2 separate regions of the Homo sapiens genome follow, and region 1 is linked to region 2. Evidence: read pairs that join two places in POLR2A ChIA-PET (ENCODE). Cell type or tissue: A673. All regions are shown on one strand. Links, peaks and the distances in the headings refer to the core of each region. The heading gives the core; the rest is flanking DNA. Region 1 has its middle 49 kb from the start of LINC01491. Region 2 overlaps LOC124900354 (a long non-coding RNA gene).

Region 1 (8,343 bases), core at 63-8,062, 150 kb before region 2:
AATGAGAGACTCACCTTGGACGGGAATCATTTTAAATTTTCTGAACCCCGACTCTACTCATCTACTTACTTGGAATCATTCTTCTCTCCCAGATGCCGCCCTCACACCCTAGTTCCTTCAGTTCTTATTCCTGCCTTCATTATTTCTCCCTCAACTAAGTACATGAATTTATTTACTGCTGATACCTTAGAATTTCCTCACACATTCTCATGAACATCCTACTAGACAATCACTTCAATGACTATTGTAATAGAGGCTAACATGTATTAAACTCTCACAATATGACAGGCTCTGTCATAAGTGTCATAAGCATTTTGCATACATTGTCTTGTTTAATCTCACAGCAAACATGTAAGGCAGTTATTAGCATTATCCCCATTTTCCAGTTTGAGGAAATGAGACTTAGGTTAAACAACTGGTACAAGTTTACGTGGTTATTAAGGGTAAAACCTGGGTTTACACGTAGAAAGTCTGACATCAGAGTCCCTCTCTTTTAACTTTCAGGGCACCAAGAAAGCTACTTTATTAAATTTCAGGCTTGTTTCCAATAGAGCAGATATTTGCTGCTTACCTATGCAGTATTCATTCCCACTCTTTTTTAAAAAAACTTTACCCAGAATTTTCATGGAAAAAAAAAATCACTCATCCCCAAACTGTCCTGAGTGCTTGTTAAGAAACGGAACTTACTCAAAGCTCCAACCAGCCCTCGTTGGTTGAAGCCAAACACGACATTCCACTTCCTTGTCAGTTATAGCAGTGGGCATTGACGTGTCTGAGCCTTGCAATTCTTGCTTAGAATGCTGGGATTGAGGTGTTCTTTCTGTTGCTGAATGTGAAAAAGGAAACATGCCAACTGCTACTGGCATCCATCTATGACCACAAGAAGAACCAGTCTTGAAATAAAACTGCTATATTCTCAGTCTGATTGCTAGGGAAATATTTATTTATATATATAAAAGGCTACCATCCAGAAGGCAGAATAGAGACATTAAGAGAAACTGGTCGAGTTGTTTCAAAGCCCACCTAACCCTTGCATTTCTTCTAATGCAGCCCAGTGAATCTCCTTTATTGCCTTAAGACAACTTGAGTTGGGCTATTTCAAGGGTGGAAATGCATCCCTGTTTGCCTAGGGCCGTCCAAGCCTACACACCTGCTGTCATGGTATAATTGTTAGTAGTGTCAAAGTGTCCTCATCTGTATAATAAATCCTACAGCCACCCTAGTTTTTGTGTAACTAGGAACAAGTCCTAATGAATGCATTCAATTCTCCTTCATCCAGTTTGATTTCTTTTTTTGGGCTTTTGGCTAATATCCTGCAACTTGATATAAAAAGATAAAAAAAATTAACCGCCCCCCCGCCACTCTGATAAATGAGTCATGGTGAATTTGACACATCAAATTCCTGAACCCTTCTTACTTTTGCCCAGCTAAGGAAAGTTGTCTTCCTGCCCAGATGAAAAGGTCATCTGAGAATCTGAGATTCAGTGAGTTCCTGCCTGCTATAAGCCACACCTCAACTTAGCTCATCACTGCTCACAAGCATCTATACCAGAAATCTAGAAGCATCTTATCCATGTTCATTTTGTCAGCAGGTGAGCATTAGGCTGTTTCTTGCTGCTCTATAAACAGTCAAATATATCCCTTAGAATAGAAACAACTATGCATCACTGAACATCATATTGATGTCCTCAGCATAGTACATCAATGCAGGCACCCTGGCAGCCAGACAGAAAAGGTGTTCTTGGCATCTGACTCAGAGCTGGAACGGTGTACTAAGTTAACTACAGAGCCCTGGTAGAAATGCTAATTTTAGCAGGGAAACAGAAAGAGAAAATGAGGAGAAAATAGTTCTAACAGAGACTAATAATTGAGAACTTTGGGATTTATTCTGAAATGCAGCACAGGGTTTAGGATGTGAGCTTTGGGGAAGAGAAAACTTAATGATTACAAAGAAAAAATAAGGAAGACTAAAGTAATGTAATTACTCATGCATTTCCCATCCTTGAATAATTCCTTCCTCTCAAATTCTAAGAAGAGCTTTGAAAAGATGTACTTTTTTCTCCTGATCAAATCTCATCTCCTAATATTTTATAAAACTTTAAAATAGCGATCATGGCAACCAATAAAGTACATGAAACAGGGTGTCCTGCCTGGGCAGAGAATGGAGCTCCATTATTTTGAGTGTACCCCTTTGCATGTAGTAATTGAATCTAGTTGGGGAAAACTTGAAACTCATCTAATGAGGCTGGTTGGTCTCAAGGTCCCCACAGATCTGCACCCAGTGGAAAGAGTCTAGAGAGGAGGATGAGAAGCGGAACTGCTCTTAAAAGGGGATGGGAGCTCTGAACACAGCCTGGAGGACCCTATAATATTTGTCCTTAACTAGGGCTCCAGGAATCTATGTTGCATGATAGGGTATTCCAAAACATGATAAGTTAAAATAAGGATCATTTTATATGGGTCAAGAATTGGCTGATTTCTTTGCATCATGTGGAGTTGACTGGGGTCGCTGGTATTCAAGTGGTGACTGGGCTGGGCTGGAGGGTCTACGGGCTTCACTCCACATGCCTCAGTCCTCTTCCTCTTCATGTAGGCTCAGAGCCTCTCCACAAACTTTCTCAAACAGGGTACTAGTCAGGCACAGTGCTCAAAGAAGCCAAGGCAGTGGCTACCAGTCCTCTTAAAGGCTAGGCTTACATCTAACATAGATTCACTTGCACTATACTCTATTGGTGAAACACTCACAGGCCAGCCCAGATTCACGGGGAGGGCAAATAGCCACCACCTCTCCATAAGAAGCCTGTGAAAGAACTTGCCACCATCTCTAATCTGCTGCATCCAGCTACAGTGGCAGTGTGTATGCATGTGTGCATACATGTTTATGTACCTTGAAAGGATTACATATCTCTAAATACTTGAGAGCTATTCATGCAACCTTGCTCTGGGAGCCTACCTTCCTTTCCAAACTAAAAGTGAAGCCATTTTCCCCCTTTTACTTCAAAAGTATTGCCCTAGGAATGTCTGGTACACCGCTTTAAACCTCAGGTAGTGAAGAGATAGTCACTGTTATAGTGATGCAAGCAGATTTCCGCCCTCAGAACTCTGAGAAACTGCTTGTCTATGGGCTACTAATACAGGCTTAGATCTACCACCTAGAGAAAAAGAAGAGCTGGATCGCTAATTGCTGTGATATTTTAAGGCTCAAGCTGAGTTTCTGCAGGAAATCCTGCCTTCCTCCCTCTTCTTCTGACTTTGCAAGAGTGGTGATTAGGATCTCTGGCATCAGGGCTTGAGGTAGGCTTCCAGTTTCATTGACATGGAGAACAGCTAATGTTCAATTACTGCAGGATTCGGGGAACAGTAGTAGAGACTGGAGCCATATTCTAGAATCCTAACAGTCTCTCTCTAGAAACATCAGGGCAAGGCTTCAGAGTCTCCAGGAAATACTGAGTACAAAATTGAAAAGCAGGCCAGTCACAGTGGCTCTTGTCTGTTATCCCAGAGCTTTGGAAGGCCGAAGTGGGAAGATCACTTGAGCCCAGGAGCTGAGGCTGCAGTGAGCTATTATTGTACCACTGCACTCATGTCGGGGCAACAAAGCAAGAGCCTGTCTATTTAAAAAAAAAAAAAAAGATAAGGCATAACAAGTCCAATTACCCTGGAGTGGGATGGGGCATGCAGTTAAATATAAGCTAATGGATTTAGGTGTTAAAAATTTGTGCTTACTGGCTGGTAAAGCCTGAGATGGGCATTATATATATATATATGTATGTATGTATATATCTACACACACACACATAGTGAAAAAATCATTAAAGTAAAACATCAGCTAGCTATCGATACTTGACTTAGCAAAAGGAAAGATGAACATTATGAGAGAGTGATGCAAAATAATCCCTTTTATTCTGTTCCATCTGCCTTACTTCACTTAAACAGTTTGTGTTTCAGTCCCAGTAGGGAGTGGTAGTAAGTATTCGTGAGCTCCAGTTACGAGGTTTTTGTAGAGGTCCCTGGGGCATCCACACAAGAGTTCTGCTTCATGCTGTAAACTGGGGCTGAGCAACCCTAGAATTCTTTTTTCCCTTGGGTTGTAAGTGCTTAAATTGTAGATCTGAAACTTGAAAGGAATGGAAATTCTTAATGGAAACATCATGTGTAATCATCTTTTGCTAGTGGCCTTTTCTGGTTTATTTCTCAGAAATATGAATACCGTATTTCACTATAAATGGTACTTTCATGAGGGAGAGAAATTATTAAAGAAAGAGAAGCTATTTGATCATCTTATTTTAAATTTCACTTTGAATTGTGGTATAACTCACTGTCCCTTAATAAAGTGAAAACTTTTAATAACAGTTGTTGTGAATTAAAATGCACTTAAGGCAATGCTGTGTTTAATTTTTTCTTTTCTTTCTCATTTTTAAGATGAATTTTTCAGACAAAAAAATCTATAATAGTTAGAGGCATTATTTAAAGACAGCAACTGTAGCACTGAGAAAAGAATAAATGAAGTCAAAATGATCTTATTAAATTAGACAGCTGTGGTGGTGTCTGTAGTCCTAGCTACTTGAGGTGGGTGGGAAGAGGTTGAGGTGGGAGGATTGAGGTGGGAGGATTGCTTGAGCCCAGGTGGTCAAGACTGCAGTGAGCTCTGATCGTGCCACTGCACTCAAGTCTCAGTGACAGAGTGAGACCCTGTCTCTTTAGTAAAAGAAATAAAAGATCTTATTGACTGTCTTATTGACTAAATCTTCCAATGTACAGGAGGACACACTGAAAAACTGTAAATGTGTGTGGGGTATGTGTGTGTGTATTTGTGTGTATGCATGCATACACACATATATACGTATATATATATATATATAAGAAAATATTAATAACCAATTTAGCCACCCCTTTTATGGAAGTAAATTTCTCAGATAACATGATGAATAGTTAATTCATCTTTTGAAAAGAAAATGAAAACAGAAAATATCGTTATTCATTGTATAGATAAAATTGGACATAGAGCATATCCTCAACTCATTAAAATTTTTTTGAAGAGTCTTGTAATAATTAGAAATATCAAGTTCACCTTAAGTGGAAACTCAGGGGTTTCTTTCACTCCATCCTTCAGAAACAATAAGTCCTTTTTATGTGTCAGGCTCTGTGCTGAGTGTAAAACGAACTGGGCATGAAAAGATGAATAAAACCTAGCCCTTGACCTCAAGCTAACAATCTGCAGTAGGAAAGAGGCAGAAAACCATTACTGTGCAGTGAGATAGTTAAACTGATAAGCACAGGAATAGGAGCACCTCCAAGGTATGTCTGTTATGGAATATGGACGTGGTGCTGAAGAGAGAGTGGCAAATTCTGCGGAAGGTGAGAGTTTTTTAGGTGGCAAGAAATGTGGAAAGATATCACAGACCTGAGTAGTATCTTAAAGTATAGCATACAGACAAGGTATGGAAGAGGGCAGAGGGCAAGAGGCTGTAATGATTCAGGGAAGATGTCATGATGCTCTGAATTAAGGAAGTACACCTACTAAAATTGTTAAAAATAAGAAGACTGGCCTAACCAAGTTTTGGAAAGGATGTGGAAGCAACTGGAACTCTTAGATGCTACTGGTGGAAATGTAATTTAGGTGCAACCATTTTGAAATACAATTTTAGAGTTTATTTAAAAGTTAAATATTTCACACCTAGGTATTTATCTAAGAGGGATAAGATCATACAAATATGTGTACACAAATCTTCATAGCAGCTTTGCTTGTAAAAGCCATAAACTGGAAATGACTTAAATGTCCATCATCAGGTGATTGAATAAACAAACTGTGGTATATCCACAAAGTGGAATGCTACTAAGAAATTAAACAAAATGAGTTATTGATACCCACAACATGAATGAATCTCAAAATAATTAAGCTGAATGGAAGAAGCCAGACAACAAAGAGTACACACTGAATCATTTCCTTTATATAATTTGAGAATATGTAAAATAATCTATAGTGAAAGCAGATCAGTGTTTCCCTGGGGATGTGAAGGAGAAGTAGAAGGAATGACAAAGAAGCACAAGGAAACTTGGAGGTAATGATTGTGTTCATTATCTCAATTATGGTCATTCTTTTCCAGCTGTAAACACATATCACATGTATCCAATAGTACCCCTCAAATATATGATGTTTATTGTAGGTCAGTGTTGCCTCAATAAGGCTACTAATTAAAAAAACAAAACAAAACAAAACAAAAAAACTACCTGGCAAGTGGAGATAAAAGTTTGCAGCACAGGAAAACAATCTTAATTGAAGATAGCAATTGATACGTGAATAGTCCTTAAAAACTTTGGATGTAGATGAGTGTAGATGAGGGAAAGGAAAACAGAATCCTATGGGAACGCTGACAGGGGACTGGCAGAGCAAGAGGACTCACGATGAAGGCAGGGAAGTCACTGCAAGAAACATCTCTTTATTTCTTAGGTTGTGGTCTTGTTTTTATCATCCTTTCTTAGTTGGACAACCCATAGCATAGTTTTGAAATCTATTCTCCAACACTTTTGCTCTCAAGTTAGGAAGGTAGACTTCCCAGATGGGTCACTCTGTCTACATGGGACACTGGCTCTGATCTTGAGTGAACTATCCCTAAATAAAAAATGAAACCAGGAGAAGAATTTTTCCTTTTCTTGGGCAAATCAGTGATTTTATTGATTAAACCTCATTTCTTTTTCACATGACACCACAGACTCATTCATTTACCTGTAAGGTGGGCAGTTTGGGTTCTCCACCTTGAACTACAATGGCAAGAGTAGGAGCAGATAGCCCTGATTCCTCCCCACAGCATCACCTGCTGCCCCAGCATGCTGGAATTATGGTTGACCCAAGCACAGTCTAAGCATGAGTCCATTTATATGGCATTTTCCAACCAGCATAGTTAGGTTTTTGTTTTGTTTTGTTTTTTTGAGATGGAGTCTCGCTCTGTCACCCAGGCTGCAGTGCAGTGGCACAATCTCAGCTCACTGCAAACTCCGCCTCCCAGGTTCAAGTGATTCTCCAGCCGCAGCCTCCCAAGTAGCTGGTATTACAGGCGTGTGCCACCATGCCCAGCTAATTTTTGTATTTTTTTAAGTAGAGACGGGGTTTCGCCATGTTGGCCAGGCTGGTCTCAAACTCCTGACCTCAGGTAATCCACCCGCCTCAGCCTCCCAAAGTGCTAGGATTACAGGCGTGAGCCACTGCGCCCAGCTGCATAGTTTTCAACATTCTCTTTGGCATTATAAATATTATAAAAATAAAGGAATTGGCTGGGCATGGTGGCTCATGCCTGTAATCCCAGCATTTTGGGAGGCTAAAGTAGGTGGATCACCTGAGGTCAGGAGTTTGAAACCAGCCTGACCAACGTGGTGAAACCCCATCTCTACTAAAAATACAAAAATTAGCCAGGCGTGGTGGCACATGCCTGTAGTCCCAGCTACTCGGGAGGCTGGGGCAGGAGAATTGCTTGAACCCAGGAAGTGGAGGTTGCAGTGTGTGGAGATCGCGCCAATGCACTCCAGCCTGGACGACAGAGCAAGACTCCATCTCAAAATAAATAAATAAATAAATAAATAAAAATAAAGGAATTAACACAGAAATGAAGATGGCACTTGTCATATCTTCTGCCGTCATTTCCTTCAGTTTGTGGAGGATCTATAATGTATGAACAAAATAGATGAGGTAATTGCTCTCTAAAGCTCATATTCCAGTGGTGATATATACAGGAGCAAAGAAAAAGAAACATTAACAAGATGATTCCAGTAGCAACAGGCCTAGAGAACATTATAATATGAGGTTGGTATGACAACTTGCTTCAGATAACGTGGTCAGAGGAGGTTCTGTCTTTGGACAAAATCTTTGAGGTCTGTTCAAAGATTATGCTTCAGCAGAGAAAGTTAGCCACGTGATCCTGGAAAGAGAGTTTCAGATGGAGAGAAGAGGCCACAATGAGGCCCATCGATGGGAGGAGCCCATGGGGCTGGAGTAGAGTGAGTGAGTTGAGAAGTTTTCATTCATTTAATGAATGAATAGGAAGACATAGAGGTAGAGAAGGAGACAAAGGTCAAAGTTCATGATGTTCTGTTTGGATTTTGAGTGTTTTTAAATGGGGAAGGGGAGAGATTACAGTGATAATCTGAGAAGTGATTTTGAGAAGATCACTCTGGCTTCTTTGTGAAGGGCAAGACTGGTAGTAGGGAGGCCAGTTGGGGACAGCTATAACCTAGAGATGGTGGATCAGAGCAGTGTTGATAAACAGGAAGTGCAGTGTGCACACGTAAGACATATTCTGGAAAAAGAGCTGACAGGCCTTGCTGATGGACTGGATGTGGGCGTAATGG
Region 2 (8,343 bases), core at 129-8,128:
CAGATATAGCATAGATTAAAATTTAATAAGGGAGTATAGTTAGTACTTAATGGCAGTAAAAAATTATGTTACCAAGTTTATAAGAATAGATATTAATACATTTCTAGAAAAAAATTATAAATTTCCAGGTTTATAAGTAACAAAGTTGGAATATTCCTATAACCATAATTAGGTAACCATAACTAGAGGAGCGAATATGTAAGATAAAGTAGCTTCACATTTTGGAGTTCTTTGCAGCAGTTAGAATGCCTAGATATGCATAAAAACACCTAAATATATGTGAAAAACAAGGCTGAGAAGAAAAGAATTAGAGAAATATATTATGCAATATCATTTAAAAAATTAAAATACATGCTGAAACATATGCTACAATAACACAAACCAAAAGATTCACATCAAACAAATTAGAATATTTGCCTGTGAAGAGAGAATGGGGAATGGGGAAAGGGAGGGAAAGAAGAAGAGAGGAAAAAGGAAAGGAGGAAGGAAAAAAGGAAGATAGAAAGCAAGGGAGGGAGGAAGAGAAAAAGGAGAGAGAAAGGGACAGAAGAAAGCAGGCAGCATGTTCAAAGATCCAAACAATCACTATTGTAAATACATTCATTCTCTCCAAATTGATTTGTAGATTTGAGAAAATTCTAATATAAATTCGTATTGGGTTCTTAGTGGAAGTTGACAAGTTGATTCTAAAATTCATGTAGAAGAACAAAAGGTTAGAGTAGTTGTTATAATCCTAAGGAAGAATAATAAGACAAAAAGACTAACAAAAATCATAACTTATTGCACAGCTTTAATAGTTAAGAGCATGATCTTGGCACAAGTGTAGCAAATAGATCCATGGAACATAATGTAGAACTCAGAATGGAACTCTGTATAATACAGAACCCCACATATATGGAAACCTGATATGTGACAGAGGTGGGAGAGGGGGGAACGTACACTGTGCAGTAAATAGTAATGTGGTGAGGCATTTGTTATGGACAGAATTGTGTCCCTCCAGAACTATGTTGAAGCTCTAACTCCTCATGTGACTGTATTTAAATAGAGATAGGAGCTATAAGAAGGTAATACAAGTTAAATGAAGTTATAAGGATGGAACTTTGATCTGACAAGACTGGTGCCCTTGTAAGAAGAGACAACAGAGATCTCTCTCTCTCTGTGAGCACAAAGAGAAGAGGCCATGTGGAGACACAGGGAGAAAGCAACAGTCTACAAGCCAGGAAGAGAGTTCTCACCAGAAACCAACTTGATGGCACCTTGCTCTTAGACTTCTAGCCTCCAGAATGGTGAGAAAATAAATTTTTGTTGATTACTCCATCCAAAATACCACGTTGTAATATTTTGTTATGGCAGCCAAAGCAGACTTATATATACGTGGTCATCCATTTGAAACAAAAAATTTTTCTTCCCATGCCACGCATAGAAACCAATTACAGATGTATTAAATGCTTAAGTATGAAAACAAAACTTGAAAACTTTTAGTAGATGAAGCAGAAAAATACTGTTATGATCTTGATGTCAGGTATGATTCCTTAAACATGATGAAAAAGGTAACCACGGCAGAAAATATATTTTGACTAAATAAAAATTTAAAACTTCTGTTTATCAAAGGGCATAATACAGAAAGTAAAAAGACATTTATCACATGGAAAAAAAACAAACAGAATATAGTTTTTTTAAGACTTGTATATCAAATAAAAGACAAAAAAAAATACCCCGAGGAAAAATAGCCAAAAGACATGAATGCAAAAGAGGAAATATAAACAACCAATAAACATATGAAAAGGTGCTCAGCCTCGTTAGTATTCAGAGAAGTACAAATTAAAATCCCAATGACGTACTCTTTCATACACATCAGATTGGCAAGCATTCTAAAGTCTGGCAACCCCAAATGTTGGCAAGGCTGTAGGACAGGCTGATCTTTCATATATTGCCAGTGGGGATGTACATTTATACAACTACTTTGGAAAACAATTTGGCACGAGGCAATAAAACTGATGGTGGACCTACCCCACGGCCCTGCTCTTTCACACATATTTTGTGCCCTAGAGAAAATTCTGCATATGTGCACAAGGAATCAGACAGGAGAATGATCACAGAAGCACTGGTCATATTGGTATGAAACCAGGAGGAGCACAATGCCCATACACAGTAGAATGGGTAATAAGCTGGGGTGCAGCTATAGCATAAAATGCTATACAGTGGTAGAAATGAGTACTACAGTCATGACTATTACCACAGATAAATCCCAAAGTCATATTGAGTGGAAAAAGCAAATAGCAATCACATAAAGTATTCTATTTATGTAATTTTAAAAACACATAGATGTAACAAAGCTATTTTAGGGAAACTTACACATGTAACAAAATGCAATAAAACAGGAGGGAATTATAAACATTAGGAGGAGAGGAACAGAATTCAACTGGGGTTGCCTCAAAGATGTAGGTAACCTATTGTGGTCCTTTTTGTCTGAAGCAGTATGCTACATATGAAGTGTTCACTTTATGTTAAATATTATACACAGATACATATACACACAAATGAGAATGTGTATATAAATATGTATATGTTCATTCATATTATACACATTATATTCCTTCTTTTGTATGTTTGTAGTATTTCATAGTAAAACTGAAAACAAAGGAAGAAAAACAGAGAGGTAAGCTTCTAGTCAGCATATAAACGGTCTCCAGGGTAAGCTATGAGAGGTGGTGCTGATTTCTTCTCCAAGCCTGAATTCACCCTAACTTGTGCTTTTACACAAAGATAATTCCAAAAAGGCTGTGGCTGGGGACACGAATGTTGATGCAGATCCACAAAGACACCCATGCATGCAAGCACACACACAGATTGCATTCATAACTGTCACCTTTCCTTCCTCTTTTCCAGAGACACAAATTAGACTAGCAATTTAGCAGGCCACTCTCATTAATGGAAGTGGAGGACCATGGGTATCAAAGATTAGCCTTGAAATGAACCATCTAGATTTCCTCCTTGGCCTGAAGGAGAAGGAAATGGATCAGGTCTGGGAGGGGAGACTTTGCAGAGCCCAGAAGTTTGTCATGCAGGAGGGAGCTGTCTGAAGAGGCTGGGAATGCTGGCCTACGGGGAAGGCATGTGTGGAGTTGACCTTCAGAGAGCAGTATCAGGCGTATCAAATGCACTCACCCTTCTGAGATTCCTTCTTCCCTTTGACATTGCTAAAAATGGAATCAGCTGCAAACGGTATGTGACTGTGTATGGTAATTTGCGTAAAGCTTGTCAAGTGTAACATTTAGCCAGAAACATGGTATGGTCTGGGATCGAAATATTATTTTTAAGATGAAGTGGAATAGCATTCTGGCAAGCCAGTGAAACCCCAGAAGACCAGCCAACCCTTTAAAAACTTTGCTTTCTCCCCAGACACCTCTCCAAGCCCTTGCAGAGGCTATGAAGGGCTTTCCAGTAGCTTGCCATGCTGGAGGTAAAAACACATCACTCACTCAGCTGTAGGCAGAGCCCCTGGGGACTACCTGTTACTAACAGGACCATGTCATTCCCCAAGCAGAGTCTGGTGAAATCCAGAAACTGAATGTCTTTTCAGAGTGATTACAGCTGGTGAAGTCACCGTGTTCTTTCTACAATTTTTTTTTCTTGTGAATTGAGACCACATGGCAATAGAACAAGTTACATTTAGGCCTTTTACTAAAAGGCAATTTTTGAGGTGATTTGTCTGCCTTTGGCTCAGAGTTAAGTTTACCTCCGTTAACAAGAACATTTAACTTTAGATGTCTTGAATTGAAGAAACTGGAAAACCCAGGAGTCCTGCCCATCAGCTGCAATACATTTATATTAATTCTAGAAACTGGAAAGCGTTTAAAGAAAGAAGAGCTCTTTGGGTTTTCTCTTAATCATTCGTGTGTATCACCGGATATAATAAAATCATACCACATAGTGTTTTATTTTGCTACAGTGAATGCTAACCTTTAGGAGTGTGCCATGACACGCCTGAGTAATGGAATTAGCTTGAGTTGAGTCTGGATTTAATGCAAACCTGAGAAATGGTTAGCATGGCCCGGATCTCAAGTTGGCATGAGTTACTTCCCCAACCTCTTTATCGCTTCCGCTGGTTGTATAGCACAAACATATTAGGGAATGTTTTAAAAATAAGGAAAAGGAGAAAGGAAAAATGAACAAGAGAATGAAGAAAGAGATAGAAGACAAAGATGAAATGAAGAAAGTAAGAAAAAGGGGAAAAAATAGATGTGAGACTAGTAGGGGAGGAGGGAACAGAGATAAAACATCAGCTTAGGCTGGGTGTGGTGGCTCACGCCTGTAATCCCAGCACTTTGGGAGGCCGAGTTGGGTGGATCACGAGGTCAGGATATCGAGACCATCCTGGCTAATATGGTGAAACCCCGTCTCTACTAAAAATACAAAAAATTAGCCGGGCGTGCTGGCGGGCGCCTGTAGTCCCAGCTACGCGGGAGGCTGAGGCAGGAGAATGGAGTGAACCCGGGAGGCGGAGCTTACAGTGAGCCGATATCGCGCCACTGCACTCCAGCCTGGGCGACAGACTCTGTCTCAAATAAAAATAAAATCAGCTTAGTCCCTGAATTGAGCATGTTTCTGCAAGCCTCAAGGAGGCTCCCAGGGACACTGCCTCCTCCCTTAAGTAGAAGCCTCAAGTCAAGGGTTTCAATGGAAGTTATTTTTGCTTTTTTCCCCCTAGAAGGAGCTCTATTAGATTAATGAGTAATTCGAGCAGGGGCCTGACTGTCCTAGCCTGATTAAGATCAAGATCCCAAAAAGCAAGGCGCAGGACATTCTATCCTGAACCCACATGCTCCTGCTTGACCCTTTGACCTGGTCAGCAATGTTCAGAATGACACAAAGTGGACTGCTCACGCCCGAAGTTTGCAGAAACAGAATTAATATCAAAAGTATATGATTCCCCCTCACCGACTTTTGGTTATTTGACTTAAAGGAATGCATACCTGCATACAGGCGCTCGCGTACACGCACACACACACACACACACACACACACGAGTACTTGAACTTAAGGCTTTTCAAGTAATTAAGCACAGGCTGCTTGTACATCATTGTGTCTTTCCACACACAATTAACATAAGAGTGTATTCAGGCCACTGGTGACATCCCCTTCATGATCTCTATCACAGGACCATCCCGCTGCATCATCACTTGCTAGTTGACTTCAGAGCCCCATCTTTTTCTCGTGTCAGTAGCCCTGAATGACAATGTCACTCTTTCTTATGGTTCTGAGGACACTCAGTTAGGGAGTCTGTTATTTATTCGCTGAACAAAAAGAAAAGCTAATTTCCCAAGCACACAGCAAAGGGGAGCTGGGCCATACCAGCTAAATCCTACTTTTGTATTTGATGAGCTTTATTGGGGATTTGCATACTCAGTAAGGAAAACTGACAGACATGTGCTCTGCACTGTGTTATTATTTCACATCCCATCACTGCTTCTCTTTTGTCCAGTTTGAAGCCCTGGAATATTCTCTTATTTTTTAAAGTTTTGTCATTTGTCATGGAGGTACAAGATTGGCAATGCCACCAAAATGAAGTGGTCAAAGATAAATGATATTCTTTACAAATGACATTGGAAAGAAGAAAAGGCATTCCTGGTTCTATGGCTAATGCTAATAATCTAGCATTTATTTAACATTAGATTATTTATGGTTAGATTATTGGAATAGTATTAGATTATTATTTAAACAAGATAACAAAGGGTTGCAATACATAGTTCTATGTATCTCATACTTACTTTGTACCAGTCATTGTTTATCTCTGTTAGTCTTCAATGCAAAACCAGGAGACAAGTATCATTACCTTCATTTTATAGATGTACAACCTGAAGCTTAAAGAAGGGAAGTGACTTGCTAGAGTCATCGGCTAGTAAGCAGAATAGCAGGGATTCAAACCCCGCTGATGGGCTCTCAAACGATGACCCTTATCTCTGCCTAGCCCATGTCCTGAATTAGACTATATGGATTCAAATTCTGGCTCAGCTATGTTTTATATATATATATATATATATATATATATAAAACTGATGTATGACTGTGAGCTGATCACTAAACCTCTCTGTACTCAGTTCCCTTATCATAAAATGCAAATAATGATAGGAACTGCCATCATAGAGTTATTGTGAGAATTAAATGGAATGTACAAGTTAAGTGCTCAGAACAGTGCACTTAACTGTGCTCATGATAAACCTCCATACATGTAGCTGTCATTTCCAGTGTTTGTAATTGATAGATATAACTGCCCTTTCTTGTATGGCACTTGTTTCCTTATCCTTGTTTAACAAATCTATGGTACACATGCCTTTTATTGAAAGCCCACTCAGATCTGTTTTGGAAGTAAAATGGGGATAAGTAACAAATGCTTGAATGAATTTCTGATTTTCCTCCATTGAAGGGCCTGATGCAGAAGTGCTTCTCCTTCCCCTTGCCCCTGGACCTGAGCCGGAGCTGTCTATCTACATGAGGACACCATCTGGCAACACTGAAATGTTGCCCTCACTGTATGCCATCACCAGGAAGACAAGCAATAGATGATGAGTGAAAATAAAATGTTTAGTTGGAAACTATTTGGGAATGGCTTTATGTCCACATATGGACACAGCCTGGCTGGAACTGGGGAGATCTTCCCTTTCTGGTGTCTTTTCAAGGTCTTGAGATGAGCTCTAACAAATATCTCAGGCCATCTGGCCTAGTTTTTCATAATTGTGACTCCTAAATGTAAACACGGTCCGAGAGAATATCGGGAACAAAAAAAAGGCTAATGAAATTCTTCTAATTTAACGGAGTTGTTCTGAGTCTCATTCAGTTACTTAAACATTTTTTTCTTTCCTTCTCGCAGTCATCAATCCTGGAAAATCTATTACGTACAAAGAGTTATGCTGGTGTGGAAAATTCATAGATGAGTATCTTAATAGTGATCATTTCTTTAATCTGTTTATTTAGCACCCCATGAGGAACAGGAAACCCTATTCAAAGTAGCTTAAGCAAAATAAGAAATTTACTAAAGCTCATAAATAAAACATGCAGGGGGTAGATCCTAGCCTCCAGCAGGGCTTGATCTGGGGCCTCAAGTGGTGTCATCAGGACCCACCTCTGTGCCTCACAGCTGTGCTTCCGCCTGGGATCGCTTTAGTCTCTGCAGACCTGTTTATCTATTCAGAGCTTCCAGTCTGTGTCAGGGAGGGCACTTCTCTTGGCCAGTTTCTCCAGTGAAGTCTCAGGACTTGGTCCACTTTGGTGCGTTTGGCCTGGCTAGAATGATATATCCCTCTCTGACTGGCTGGACCTGGAACATCTGTCCTCCCCTGGAGTCTGGAATAAGATTCACCTGAAGCTCATGGATTGCAAGATGGGGAAGGATGGTGCCCAGAGGAAAAGCAAATTACTGTAACTGGAAAAGGGGAAATGCACGATAAAACAATAGATGTCCATTATGGTTACATAGCAGAGAAAGCAGATCCCTAAATTCATTCTCCTCTGATTTTTAGTTGGACTCAAGGCCACATAGAATTACAGATTATATATTACACACCTTCCCTGGAAGCTCTACTTTCCCTCCAGGTACCGTCCTTAAAACACTGCAGGTCCTTGCCCTTTGCATCTCTCATGCTCATCCCTCCTCCTTTCCATCGCCTGGCCATATTCTGAACCACAGGCAGATGGCCACACCCTAGGGCCAGCTGGAAGGAACCAAGAAATGCCAAAGCCAGAATTCAAGCAGAGAATTGTTTGACTCTCTGTCCAATGCTCCTTCCACTGAGCTAGATCATTGCTCAGTATTGACTTTGTGGACTTTGAAGTGAGAAGCTCTTGTACTTTATAAAGTATGAGCAAGTAAACAAAATTTTCTTAGCCTCAGTTTCCACATCTATGAAGTGAATAATGATGTTGCAAAAATTAAATCAATCAATGTAAAGTGCCTAGCACACTTCCTGGCACATAAATTATAGCCCCATCCCCACTTCCCATCTTCTCCATTCTTTTCCTCTTCCTCCTTCTCCTCCAAGTTAGAATATGAGAAGTACCACAAGAAAAGCACTAAGCATTTTAAAGAAAGAAGTTAGTTCAAGCTGAGTCTTAAGAATAGATGTATTTCCATTTGTTGAGATAATCAGGCCTTATCTTCAGAAATTCTGGGGTAGGATAAGGAACCTGCATTTTAACAATCAGCTTTGTTGATTCTTCCTCAGGTGAACCACAGAACACATTTTGAGAAATACTTGATTAGGAGGTAATATTGGGAAAATAAATAGAAGGAAGGAAGGAGGGAGAGAAGGAATGAAAGAAGACGAAAAAATACAGCCTGAAGAT

What was found. ChIA-PET counts read pairs that join two places held together with the same protein. Peaks named below come from ENCODE experiments on the same cell type or tissue, not always from the same donor. Only the 100,000 strongest peaks of a DNase experiment are listed, where the experiment ranks them.
Region 1: POLR2A ChIA-PET joins it to region 2 with 7 read pairs; 1 of 35 experiments calls an interaction of 5 or more read pairs at or near these places.

What each region holds. Positions count from the first base shown.
Region 1 is chr15:47,792,991-47,801,333 of GRCh38, forward strand. No RefSeq gene overlaps it. Among named protein-coding and RNA genes, the nearest start is that of LINC01491, 49 kb to the right of the region's middle. In A673, for the core only: no CTCF peak of the experiment used is centred there; a DNase peak (open chromatin) is centred at 3,991.
Region 2 is chr15:47,942,929-47,951,271 of GRCh38, forward strand. All of the region lies in intron 1 of LOC124900354 (a long non-coding RNA gene), which reads left to right. Among named protein-coding and RNA genes, the nearest start is that of LINC01491, 100 kb to the left of the region's middle. In A673, for the core only: a CTCF peak has its summit at 2,153; DNase peaks (open chromatin) are centred at 3,593, 3,933 and 7,063; H3K27me3 peaks cover 244 bases.